Regions from separate parts of the Homo sapiens genome. Here region 1 is linked to region 2. Evidence: chromatin contacts called from ENCODE Hi-C or POLR2A ChIA-PET data. All regions are on one chromosome and are shown on one strand. The core of a region is the stretch at or near the end of the contact, and the rest is flanking DNA. Distances in the headings are between cores, read along the strand shown. Region 1 overlaps MINK1 (misshapen like kinase 1). Region 2 holds the start of PLD2 (phospholipase D2).

What was found. A loop is a pair of places that touch in the nucleus more often than their neighbours do. ChIA-PET counts read pairs that join two places held with the same protein, here RNA polymerase II (POLR2A). Pooled maps may share reads with other maps.
Region 1: a map of heart right ventricle shows a loop between it and region 2 (2.8-fold over the local background). The contact joins the enhancer-like site here to the promoter of PLD2 in region 2. A Hi-C loop is called at or near these places in 38 of 168 maps with a recorded cell type or tissue (B cell, CD14-positive monocyte, CD4-positive, alpha-beta T cell and 30 more), 24 of 37 single-sample maps with no recorded cell type and 35 of 50 pooled maps. POLR2A ChIA-PET finds 5 or more read pairs at or near these places in 16 of 52 experiments (A549, CD4-positive, alpha-beta memory T cell, H1 and 12 more).

What each region holds. Positions count from the first base shown.
Region 1 is chr17:4,875,397-4,881,028 of GRCh38, reverse strand. MINK1 (misshapen like kinase 1) reads right to left here. Exons shown (of 32, transcript NM_153827.5): 2 at 2,647-2,712; 3 at 1-45. Among named protein-coding and RNA genes, the nearest start is that of C17orf107, 21 kb to the left of the region's middle. Within about 2 kb of position 3,773, at least 2 of the 41 ENCODE cell types and tissues checked have a DNase peak (open chromatin) inside an H3K27ac peak, as active enhancers do; they include dorsolateral prefrontal cortex and testis, where a contact is called at or near this core.
Region 2 is chr17:4,803,039-4,808,666 of GRCh38, reverse strand. It overlaps PLD2 (phospholipase D2), which reads right to left and starts at 1,515. Exons shown (of 25, transcript NM_002663.5): 1 at 1,442-1,515; 2 at 786-895; 3 at 553-683; 4 at 251-393. The coding sequence starts at 894. It also overlaps a transcript of C17orf114 not described here. RefSeq lists an enhancer at 1-779 and a silencer at 1,175-1,964.

The DNA of each region.
Region 1 (5,632 bases), core at 2,524-5,023, 70 kb before region 2:
CATGACCTTGATGGCAGCCAGCTGCCCCGTCTTGACATGCCGACCCTGCGGGACAGAGGGATCTGAGTCTATGCTCAGAGGGTGGAGCGTAGAGAGGGCTTGACTCTAGGAGACACAGCTTTTTTTTTTGAGACAGGGTCTCGCTCTGTCGCCCAGACTAGAGTGCAGTGGCGCGATCTCGGCTCACTGCCTGCTCCACCTCCCGGGTTCACGCCATTCTCCTGCCTCAGCCTCCCGGATAGCTGGGACTACAGGCATCCACCACCTCGCCCGGCTAATTTTTTTGTATTTTTAGTAGAGATGGGGTTTCACCGTGTTAGCCAGGATGGTCTCGATCTCCTGACCTCGTGATCCGCCTGCCTCGGCCTCCCAAAGTGCTGGGATGACAGGCATGAGCCACCGCGCCCGGCCCGACTGTTTTCTATCTTACAAAGTGCCCCTCAGCCGGGCGCTGTGGCTCATGCCTGTAATCCCAACACTTTGGGAGGCCGAGGCAGGCGGATCACTTGAGACCAGGAGTTCGAGACCAGCCTGGCCAACATGGAGAAACCCCATCTCCACTAAAAATACAAAAAATTAGCTGGGTGTCATGGTGGGCGCCTATAATCCCAGCTACTCAGGAGGCTGAGGCACGAGAATTGCCTGAACCTGGGAGGCAAGCCGAGACTGTGCCACTGCACTCCCACCTGGGGGACAGAGCAAGACTCCGTCTCAAAAAAAAAAAAAAAGAAAAGAAAAAAAGCAAGTACCCCTCATTGTGGCTACACACCTCAGTGAATGTGCTGCTCATGGGAGTGGACAGAGAGCGCTCCTGAGCCATCATGGCCAACAGAAAAACCACCTACAGTGGACTTCCAAGTTACAGGCTCAATAAAGGCGAAGGGTCTCCTCCCATAAAAACTCAAGACAGATGAGGGAGAAACATTTATGTTCTGTTCCAGCCTCTCTGGCTTGGACTTTCTACAGTCTGAAAGTTAGAGCAGGGCGTGAAAGATACTTCTCCACCCTAACGGAGGATGGAGGCAGTAGGAGAAGGAGGCTAGGGAGGGAGGGGCTTTGCCTCACCCTCTTCTCCTAAGCAAGAGAAAATGCTGCAGTGCTTTCCTGACTCACCAACTCTGGACAGGAGGCCTCTCCCAGAATCAACTTCACCCACAAAGCTTTTTATTCTTGTCGATAGGGAAAGAACAGAGACAGAGCTGAGATTTTAGGGAACTCAGAGAAACACAGAGGGGCCCGCCGACATGTGCTAATGCTCCTGTCACCAGCCCTAGTGGGAAGAAACTTCCTCTTCTTGAGTGTGTCCCCAGCCATTGCCCTCCTCCCCCAACATCCTTCTGAAATTCCCAGTGGGAGCATCTAAGGCTTGGAGAGGAATGCCCAAAGGCTTCCTGGGGACGAGCAGGATGGAGGAAGGTGGCCCCTCATGGGGATGGACTGGCTTTGCCAGCCCATGGGTAATTTTTATCCTCAGCCATTCAAGACCCCAAGCCCAGAGACGCAGGAGCACATGGCACCACTATTCCCATGGCAACAACAAGGCAAGAGATTGCGGGTGGGGTGCCTGTTTCCCCAAAGTTTGCAAGAGAAGGAGTGTAAGAGAAAGGCAGGTGGTCTCAGCGACACAGGAAACACGGGGCTAGAGATGTAGAAGAGACTTGTGACAGTATCAAGCACTCTGTCTGGAGATGAAAAAGCCACGGGCCCCAGGGGGCTCCAGTCAGAGGCAGCATTCACCCTGAGCATCCTCCCTCCCTGCTGGAGCAGCTCCCCCCATCCAAGTGTGAGCAGTGGTCAGGCCACCTCACTCCCTGCTGCAGCGGCTCCCACAATCCAAGTGTCAGCAGTGGTCAGGCCACCTCACTCCCTGCTGCAGCGGCTCCTCCCAATCCAAGTGTCAGCAGTGGTCAGGCCACCTCACTCCCTGCTGCAGCGGCTCCCACAATCCAAGTGTGAGCAGTGGTCAGGCCACCTCACTCCCTGCTGCAGCGGCTCCCACAATCCAAGTGTGAGCAGTGGTCAGGCCACCTTACTCCCCGCTGGAGTGGCTCCCCCCATCCAAGTGTGAGCAGTGTGGTCAGGCCACACGAGAGGGCTGGGCTGGCCAACCTAAAAGCTACCATCAGTGGCTGAGAACCTGCCACTTCTGTCAGGGACAGAGGCAGCTCAAAAGCCAAAAGCCTGAGCTCTGGCCCCAGCAGGCCAGCTGTGGGAGCAGAGGCCACATCCCCTCTGCAGAAGGCCACCCATTAGGTCCCACTACCTCAAAGTCCTGGGTCTCTTTGTGGTCTGGGGAGAGGCCAAACCCACATCTCTGGCCTTAGCTCTCTCTGAATCCCAGGAGAGTTCTGACACACAAGGCCGTATGCCCTTCCACCTGCTCTCACTGCTGCAGGCCACCCTGCCTGGCTGCTGGCCTGTTCCCACCATGTCCGGGACTGGCTCTGCACTCAGGTAGAGAGAGGCATCAACAGTACCTCCTTCTGGGTGCTCTTTCCTCTCCCCCACTCTACCTTTCCAGGGCCCTAGACTCTAGCATCTCCCATAGCCCCCTTCAGACCTGCAGACCAGGAATCTACTTCCTTCCACTCCTCCCAAGACTGCCCTGCAGATGTGGAGGTCATACTTCCACACCATTCGTCTCACCTTGTACACCTGTCCGTAGGTTCCATTGCCGACCACCTCCACAAGCTCAAAGATCCCAGCAGGGTCCTAGGGGCAGGAGACAGAAGAATACTGTGTCAAGACTTTAGAAAAGGATTACAGAGCTAGAGGGGGGTAAAGTGGTATCCAGTCAAGATATGGGAGTGAAGACCAGCATATCAGGAGGGCACGTGGCAGGAACCCTGGTGGCTGGCTGCCCTTTTCCTGGATTGGTTCAGAGTGAATGTTCTACGGGAAAAGTTGGAAGAAGTGAGTGGCCGGGCACGGTGGCTCACGCCTGTAATCCCAGCACTTTGGGAGGCCGAGGCAGGTGGATCACGAGGTCAGGAGATCGAGACCATGCTGGCTAACACGGTGAAACCCCGTCTCTACTAAAAATACAAAAAATTAGCTGGGCGTGGTTGCGGGCGCCTGTAGTCCCAGCTACTTGGGAGGCTGAGGCAGGAGAATGGCGTGAACCTGGGAGGCAGAGCTTGCAGTGAGCTGAGATTGCGCCACTGCACTCCAGCCTGGGCGACAGAGTGAGACTCCGTCTCAAAAAAAAAAAAAAAAAAAGAAGTGAGAGAACATGGAAGTCAGAGCGCAGATGGCTTTTCAAAGACATGTTCCCGATTTCAAACCCACCGAGAAACTGCGTCTGTACCCTCATGTGCAAAATGAGGGTGCCCGAGTACCTTCCTCTGGGGTTGGTACTCACATTTTAAGTGAAGAAATGCCCATCAAATGCTTCAGATGGTTCCTGGCATCAGAGCGTGTGCCCAATAAAAGTTAATGACCATTATTATTATCTTACTTCTTAAAAGCAGGGATGAGGAAAGCTAGCAGGGAGCAGGAATTTCAGGGCCACCATCCTTTTGTCCTTCCCTCTTCCCAGTCCCCCTGAGACTGAGGGCTTCCAGGCCAGGGTTTGAGGCAATTGGGGCCAAAGGGACCTGGACGGAGGGAGTCAGCAGGTGATGGTGAGAAAGGGCCTCTGAGAAGGGAGAACTTTCTGTTCCTACTTTTCTGAGCCAAGCAGTGCCAGAAGGAGACAGCCCGAAGGGCTCAAACAAAGCCTCTAAAGAGGCTCGTCCTCCCCCTGGGCCAAGAGCAGGCAGGCCAGGCCTCAGCAACACAGCTGCGGTCGGGAGGCCACCCACACCCTCCTGGCAGAACCTTTTTTTTTTGAGAGAAAGAAATTGGGAGGTGGAGCTGCAAGCTGAAGAGAGATACAGCCCAGTACTGTCCACACTCCTGCACCTCCTGCAGAATGATGGCTCTTTTTTTTTTTTTTCTTTTGAGACTGAGTCTCACTCTGTCACCCAGGCTGGATGCAGTGGTACAATCACAGCTCACTGCAGCCTCAGTCTCCTGGGCTCAAGCAATCCTCCACCTCAGCCTCCTGAACAGCTGGGACCACAGGCATGCACCACCGCTCCTGGCTAGTTTTTTTTATTTTTAGTAGAGACGGGGTGTCACTATGTTGTCCAGACTGTTCTCAAACTTCTGAGTTCAAGCAGTCCTCCTGCCTTGGCCTCCCAAAGTACTGGGATTACAGGTGTGAGCCACCACGCCTGCCTCAGAGCCGACAGTTCTGACAGTCCTGGTGTTTCACTGGGTGGGCCCGTCCCCACCGCTGCAGGGACCGAGCGGAGGCAGAAAGTGAGGATGGCACTTGGGAATAAACTCTCCAGGCAACACGTGGCCTCTGTGCTGATAATCCTAAAAGCATATAATCTAAAACTCCTTTCTCCTTGATTTTGAAAGCTAACATAGGGTTTCTGGGAGGAAAAAAAAAATCCCACGACCAAAAAAGCCCACATCCATGCCAATAAAAGCACTTCATCCACTGAAGTAATAAGCCCAAGGAAGACGACTTGGGCGTGTTGAAGACCAGAGAGACACCAGCCCAAGGCTTTTAAAAAATGTCCTCACTGTGCACTTTTTCCATTTTCTCAAAGAGGAGCTGGAGAGCGGAGACGTGCCCCGGCACCCTGTGCCTGCCCCATCAGAGCATGTATCACGAGGCATTGTGCTCTACATTTACTTGTCTTATTCACTGGAGAAAGGGACTGAGCCCTCCTTGCTCACCAGGTAATGTCTAGGACCTCACTGAGGCCTGGCACGCGGCAGCCTGAGGAAACAGCCCAGCCTGCTCGGGAGGAAGTATTGACAGCTGAAGGGGGTTCCTTCTCTGTGCTCTGAAGGGGACTGGGCTGACCAGACCAAGAACTTTGTGGGTCTACATTCAATTATTTGGCTTCAGTTAAAGTTACGAAAAAAAAAATCTTGGCCGGGCGCGGTGGCTCACGCCTGTAATCCCAGCACTTTGAGAGGCTGAAGCGGGCAGATCAAGGGGTCAGGGTATCGAGACCATCCTGGCTAACATGGTGAAACCCCGTCTCTACTAAAAATACAAAAAATTAGCTGGGCGTGGTGGCGGGCACCTATATTCACAGCTACTCGGGAGGCTGAGGCAGGAGAATTACTTGAACCCAGGAGGTGGAGGTTGCAGTGAGCCGAGATCACACCACTGCACTCCAACCAAAGCGACAGAGCAAGGCTCTGTCTCGGCGGGGGGAAAAAAAACCTAACAAATTTATTCATTTTTTTTGAAATGGAATTTTTCTCTTGTTGCCCAGCTGGAGTGCAATGGCACGATCTTGGCTCACCGCAACCTCCACCTCCTGGGTTCAAATGATTCTCCTGCCTCAGCCTCCCGAGTAGCTGGGACTACAGGCGTGTGCCACCACGCCCAGCTAATTTTGTATTTTTAGTAGAGACGTGGTTTCACCCTGTTGGTCAGACTGGTCTCAAACTCTTGACCTCAGGTGATCCACCCACCTCAGCCTCCCAAGGTGTTGGGATTACAGGTGTGAGCCACTGCGCACGGCCTCATTTTTGTTTTTTTAGAGTCAGATCTCGCTCTGTTGCCCAGGTGGGAGTGCGGTGGCATGATCACAGCTCACTGTAGCCTTGAACTCCTGGG
Region 2 (5,628 bases), core at 266-2,765:
CCTGGGAATGGAGACTAGAAAAGGGTGAGGCTGCCAAGAGCATTTTGGGCATCCCGCCCAGCTGAGATGCTGGCACAGAACCATGGACAGGGAAAGCTGAGCAGGGAAAGTTTCCTGGTAACTGGGGTCAGGGGAGGCAGCACAGTGGCCAGAGTTGCAGGGAGGAAAGGTTGTGGCCCCGGGGTGAGACAGACAGAAAGGAGGGTGGGGAGCACCTGCCCTCTACAGGAAGCAGTCCGGTCGCCCTCACCGAGCCAGAGGGAGCAGACTCATCAAGACTTTGTGTCTCAGGAGGTCCCGATGCAGCTCCTGAAAATGACGGTATTTCTTCTTGGTTGTCCAGGAAAAGTCGCCGTGAGTCAAGCGGACAGAATACAGAGTGCAGGTTCCCACCTAGGGGTATGAGGAACTGAATGGATGTCCCCTGCGTGGGTCCCCGCCTCCCCACTCTGGCCAGCCCTCCTTTTGCCCCTTCCCTGGGGCCAGCCCAGCCACCTTGGATCCATTCCGGGCCGCCCTCCCTTTCCCCCTCCCTGGGGCCAGTCTGGCCACCTTGGATCCGCTGGTATATCTTTCGGTGCCCACCACCTGGGCTGTGACAGGGACCCCAGGTGCGAACACCAAGGGGTGCACTTTCAGAGACTGAAGCTCATAGATGGCCAGAAACGGGTGCATCCGGTCGGCTGGGAGGAAAGAAAGTCGAGGAGTGTAGACCACAACAGGCCCCAGCCCCCTGGCTCCCGAACGCCTCTCCTCCCTGAGGGCCATCCATCTTCCCTGTGTACCTGGGTCCTCTCCCTCCTTCAGGGTGTCCACCTCATCGGACTCCATCTGGAGCTGGCTGGAGTCCAGTTCGTCCCCAGTGGGGAAGAGGCTCTCAGGGGTCGCCGTCATCCTAGGAACATTGGGAAGCCTCAGGGAGGCGAGCTGTCCTGCAGAACCCGCCCCCCATCCTAACTCCCGCAGGTCCTCCATCTCTTCCAGATCCTCCTCTTCCCCCACGGCCTCCTGACCGCCCGCGGATGACGCCTGACCAGTTTGCAACGCCCCACCGACCCCTTCGAGCCCCCATCCCCTACCTTAGTCCTTCATCCACAATCCCAGTCCCGCCCCCCGCCCCCCGCCCCGTCCCGTAACCAGAGCCCCGGGGAACACCCAGCCAGGCCCGGAAGGCTCCGACCTGGGGCGGCGCAGCAGCTGCGCGGGGAAGCGGCCCTGGGTGGTCCGGAGAGCGCGCGGCTACGGGGCTCACGCCAGGCCAGGCGGGCCGGGGGCAGGGGTCCAGGCGGGAATGAGGAAGTTACGCGATCCCAGCCGGGGGTAGAAATCCCGAAATCTGAGCGTGCGACTGAGTCTGGAGGCCCCGCAGCCCGAGCCCGTTCCGTCCCCGCCCGATTTCCGAGACCCGGGACCCCCGCGCGCCCCTTCCCGGCCCCCTCACCCTGGCAGACGGAGCCAGCGCCCGCGGGGGTTCCGGAGCCAAGAGAGCAGACCGGAGCTGCAGCCGGAGCCCACGCCCCGGCCGAGGCGGGGCCGGCCGAGGCGGGGCCGGGGCTCAGGGCCTGCCCTCGGGGGCGGGGCGGCCCCCGGCCTCACCTCCGCGGGATTCTCGTCTGTCCTGTCCCGCCCCCGCTGCCCTCGGCCCGCCCCGCCGCCCAGTGCGCCACCGAGAGCCCCGGGCAGGGGGCCGCCCTGTGCCCTGCAGGGCCGCGGGGCCGCGTAGCTCTCTCGGTGCGGCGGGTAAGTGCTGCCCGGCGTCGGGGCGTCCCGCGCCGTCGGTCCCAGCGTGCCCGGCCGCTGCCTCCCGGGGCACCCCGCGCTGCGCGCATCCCTCGGGCTCGGCGCCCGCCCCGGGCCCCTCCAGCCGCGGGCGCTGCCTCGGCGCCCGGGGGACGCGCCTCCGCTGCGGGAGCTGCCGGTAGGTGCCCCGCTCCCGGACCCGCTGCGAGCCACATTTGGCCTAGCCCAGATAGCGTTTGTACCTGGAAGGAATGAGGGCGTAAAAGGCCTGAGGGGTGGTGGCTACAAACCCATTAGTGTATGAAAGCGGGCATTCTTTCATTCATTCACCAAACATTTATTGCGCGCTTACTCCGTGCCAGAAATTGAGAGTATGGTAGTAAATAAGATGGTTAGAGAGCCTGCTCAGCTGGAATTGGCAGTCTAGGGGGAAATAAAATTTTTTCGGGTATTAAAATACAAGATATTTCAATCTTTTTTAAAAAGCAGATTTATTTTTCTCTTTTGATATACATGTGGGTTTCTAGTTTTGCCCATTGTTTTAGCTCCTGTAAACATTCCTGTAAGTTTGCGTGGATAGTTTTCCTTTATCTTGGGTAACTAGGGAGTGGAGTTGTTCGATCATATCAGTGTGTGTTTAACTTATAAGAAACTGCCAAACGATTTTTTTCTAAATGGTTTTTCCATTCTAGATTTCCAAAATCAGTGTATGGTGGTTCCAGTTATTCCATGGCATGGCCAACGTTGGATATTGTCAGTCTTTAGCGTTGGCCATTTAATGGGTGTTGTGGGCACATCATTGCAATTTGATTTGCATTTGTCTGGAGATCAATGATATTGACCATGTTTCATGTGCTGATTGGCCATTTGTATGTCTTCTTTTATAAAGTGCCTATTCAGTCTTTTGCTATTTTTTATTTATTTTTATTTTTATTTTTATGAGACGGAGTCTCGCTCTTTTTTTTTCTTTTTTTGAGATGGAGTCTTGCTGTGTTGCCCAGGCTGGAGTGCAGTGGCGCGATCTCGGCTCACTGCAAGCTCCGCCTCCCAGGTTCACGCCATTCTCCTGCCTCAGCCTCCTGAGTAGCTGGGACTACAGGCGTCCGCCACCACGCCCAGCTAATTTTTTTTGTATTTTTAGTAGAAACGGGGTCTCACCGTGTTATCCAGGATGGTCTCGATCTCTTGACCTTGTGATCCGCCCTCCTCGGCCTTCCAAAGTACTGGGATTACAGGCGTGAGCCACCGCGCCCGGCCAGAGTCTCGCTCTTGTTGCCCATGCTGGACTGCAGTGGCGTGATCTCGGCTCACTGCAACCTCCCCCTTCCAGGTTCAAGGGATTTCCGGCTAATTTTTGTATTTTTAGTAGAGACGGGGTTTCACCATGTTGGCCGGGCTGGTCTCAAACTCCAGACCTCAAGTGATCCGCCCTCCTCAGCCTCCCAAAGTGCTGGGATTACAGGCGTGAGCCACCGTTCCCGGCCTTTTGCTAATTTTTTTTTTTGAGACAGAGTTTCGCTGTTATTGCCCAGGCTGGAGTGCAATGGCGCGATCTCGGCTCACTGCAACCTCCGCCTCCCGGGTTCTCTCCTGCCTCAGCCTCCTGAGTAGCTGGGATTACAGGCACCTGCCACCACGCCTAGCTAATTTTTTGTATTTTTAGTAGAGACGGGGTTCCTCCATGTTGGTCAGGCTGGCGTCGAACTCCTGACCTCAAATGATCCGCCCTCCTTGGCCTAAAGTGCTGGGATTACAGGCGTGAGCCACCGCACCCGGTCTTAAACTTATAAAACAGGCAAAAACAACCTATAGTGATGGAAATCAGATCAGTAGTTGCTTGTGGCAGGGTGTAGGGAAAAGATTGCCTGTAAAGGGACACGTGAGGGAACATTCCAGGATGATAAGAATGCCCTGTATTTTGATAGGAGTGGTGATTGCATAGGAGCATACACTTGGTAATACTCATGGAACTGTACGTTAAGATGTGTGCATTACATTGTATGTGCATTTTTGCTTCAATAAAGTTCATTGAAAGAAAAAGAAGGCGGGGCGCGGTGGCTCACACCTGTAATCCCAGCACTTTGGGAGGCCGAGGCGGGCAGATCACGAGGTCAGGAGATCGAGACCATCTTGGCTAACATGGTGAACCCCGTCTCTACTAAAAATACAAAAAATTAGCTGAGTGTGGTGATGCGTACTACTCGGGAGGCTGAGGCAGGAGAATCATTTGAACCAGGGAGTCAGAAATTGCAGTGAGCCGGGACAGTGCCACTACACTCCGGCCTGGTGACAGAGTGAGACTGTCTCAAAAAAAAAAAAAAAAGAAAGAAACATTTCTGTGTAACTCAGGCAGTACCCTGTAATCAGCAACCTAACACTCCCCACGTTGTGGCACCCTCAGGGAATGATGAAACAGCACTTGTGGCTGGGCGCAGTGGCTCACGCTTGGAATCCCAGCACTTTGCGAGGCTGAGGAGGGCAGATCACGAGGTCACGATATCGAGACCATCCTGGCTAACACAGGGAAACCCTGTCTCTATTAAAAATACAAAAAATTAGCCAGGCGTGGTGGCGGGCACCTGTAGTCCCAGCTACTTGGGAGGCTGAGGCAGGAGAATGGCGTGAACCCGGGAGGCGGAGGTTGCAGTGAGCTGAGATCGTGCCACTGCACTCCAGCCTGGGCAACAGAGCGAGACTCCATCTCAAAAAAAAAAAAAAGAAAAAAGAAAAAAAACACAGCACTTCCACAGCTTTACTTAAGAGCACTTAGAGTCCTTGGCTAGGATGCTCTTGACTAGATGCTCCCAGCCTTGGCTCTGGCCACCCCAAACTGTCTGAGGGCATCGATGCTTGCTTGGGGACATGCTTCAGAAGCTCAGTGTACTGGTCAAAAGAGTAGATTCTGGGCTGGGTGTGGTGGCTGATGCCTGTAATCCCAGCACTTTGGGAGGCTGAGGCAGGCAGATCACTTGAGGTCAGGAGTTGGAGAACAGCCTGGCCAACGTGGTGAAAGCCCATCTCTACTAAAAATACAAAATGTGGCTGGGGATGGTGGCGGGTGCCTGTAATCCCAGCTACTTGGGAGGCTGGGACAGGAGACTCGCTTGAGCCCTGGAGACGGAGGTTGCAGTGAGACGAGATTGCACCACTGTAATCCAGCCTGGACAACAGAGCAAGACTCCATCTCAAAAATTAAAAAAAGGCCGGGTGCTGTGTCTCATGCCTGTAATCCCAGCACTTTGGGAGGCCGAGGTGGCCGGATCACGAGCTCAGGAGATCGAGACCATCCTGGCTAACACGGTGAAACCCCATCTCTACTAAAAATACAAAAAAAATTAGCCGGGTGTGGTGGTGGGCGCCTATAGTCCCAGCTACTCAGGAGGCTGAGGCAGGAGAATGGCGTGAACCCGGGAGGCAGAGTTTGCAGTGAGCCAAGACCGCGCCACTGCATTCCAGCCTGAGTGACAGAGCGAGACTCTGTCTCAAAAAAAAAAAAAAAAAAAAAAAAAATTAAAAAAAACAATAGATTTTTGGGGTCAGACTGACTCAAGGTGAGGGTTGTGAGCTGGGCATGGTTCCTACTCGGCTAATAACTGCCTGCGTGACCTTGGGCAAATTACCTTACCTCTCAGTGCCTGCTTTTTCACATCTGTAAAACCAGGATAGACTCACCTAACCAGTGAGGGACTTACCTCAAAAGATCTTTGAGGCCGGGTGCGGTGGCTCACACCTGTAATCCCAGCACTTTGGGAGGACAAGGCGGGTGGATTGCCTGAGGTCAGGAGTTCGAGACTAGCCTGGCTAACATGGTGAAACCCCGTCTCTACTAAAAATACAAAAAAATTAGCTGGGCATGGTGGTGTACGCCTGTAGTCCCAGCTACTTGGG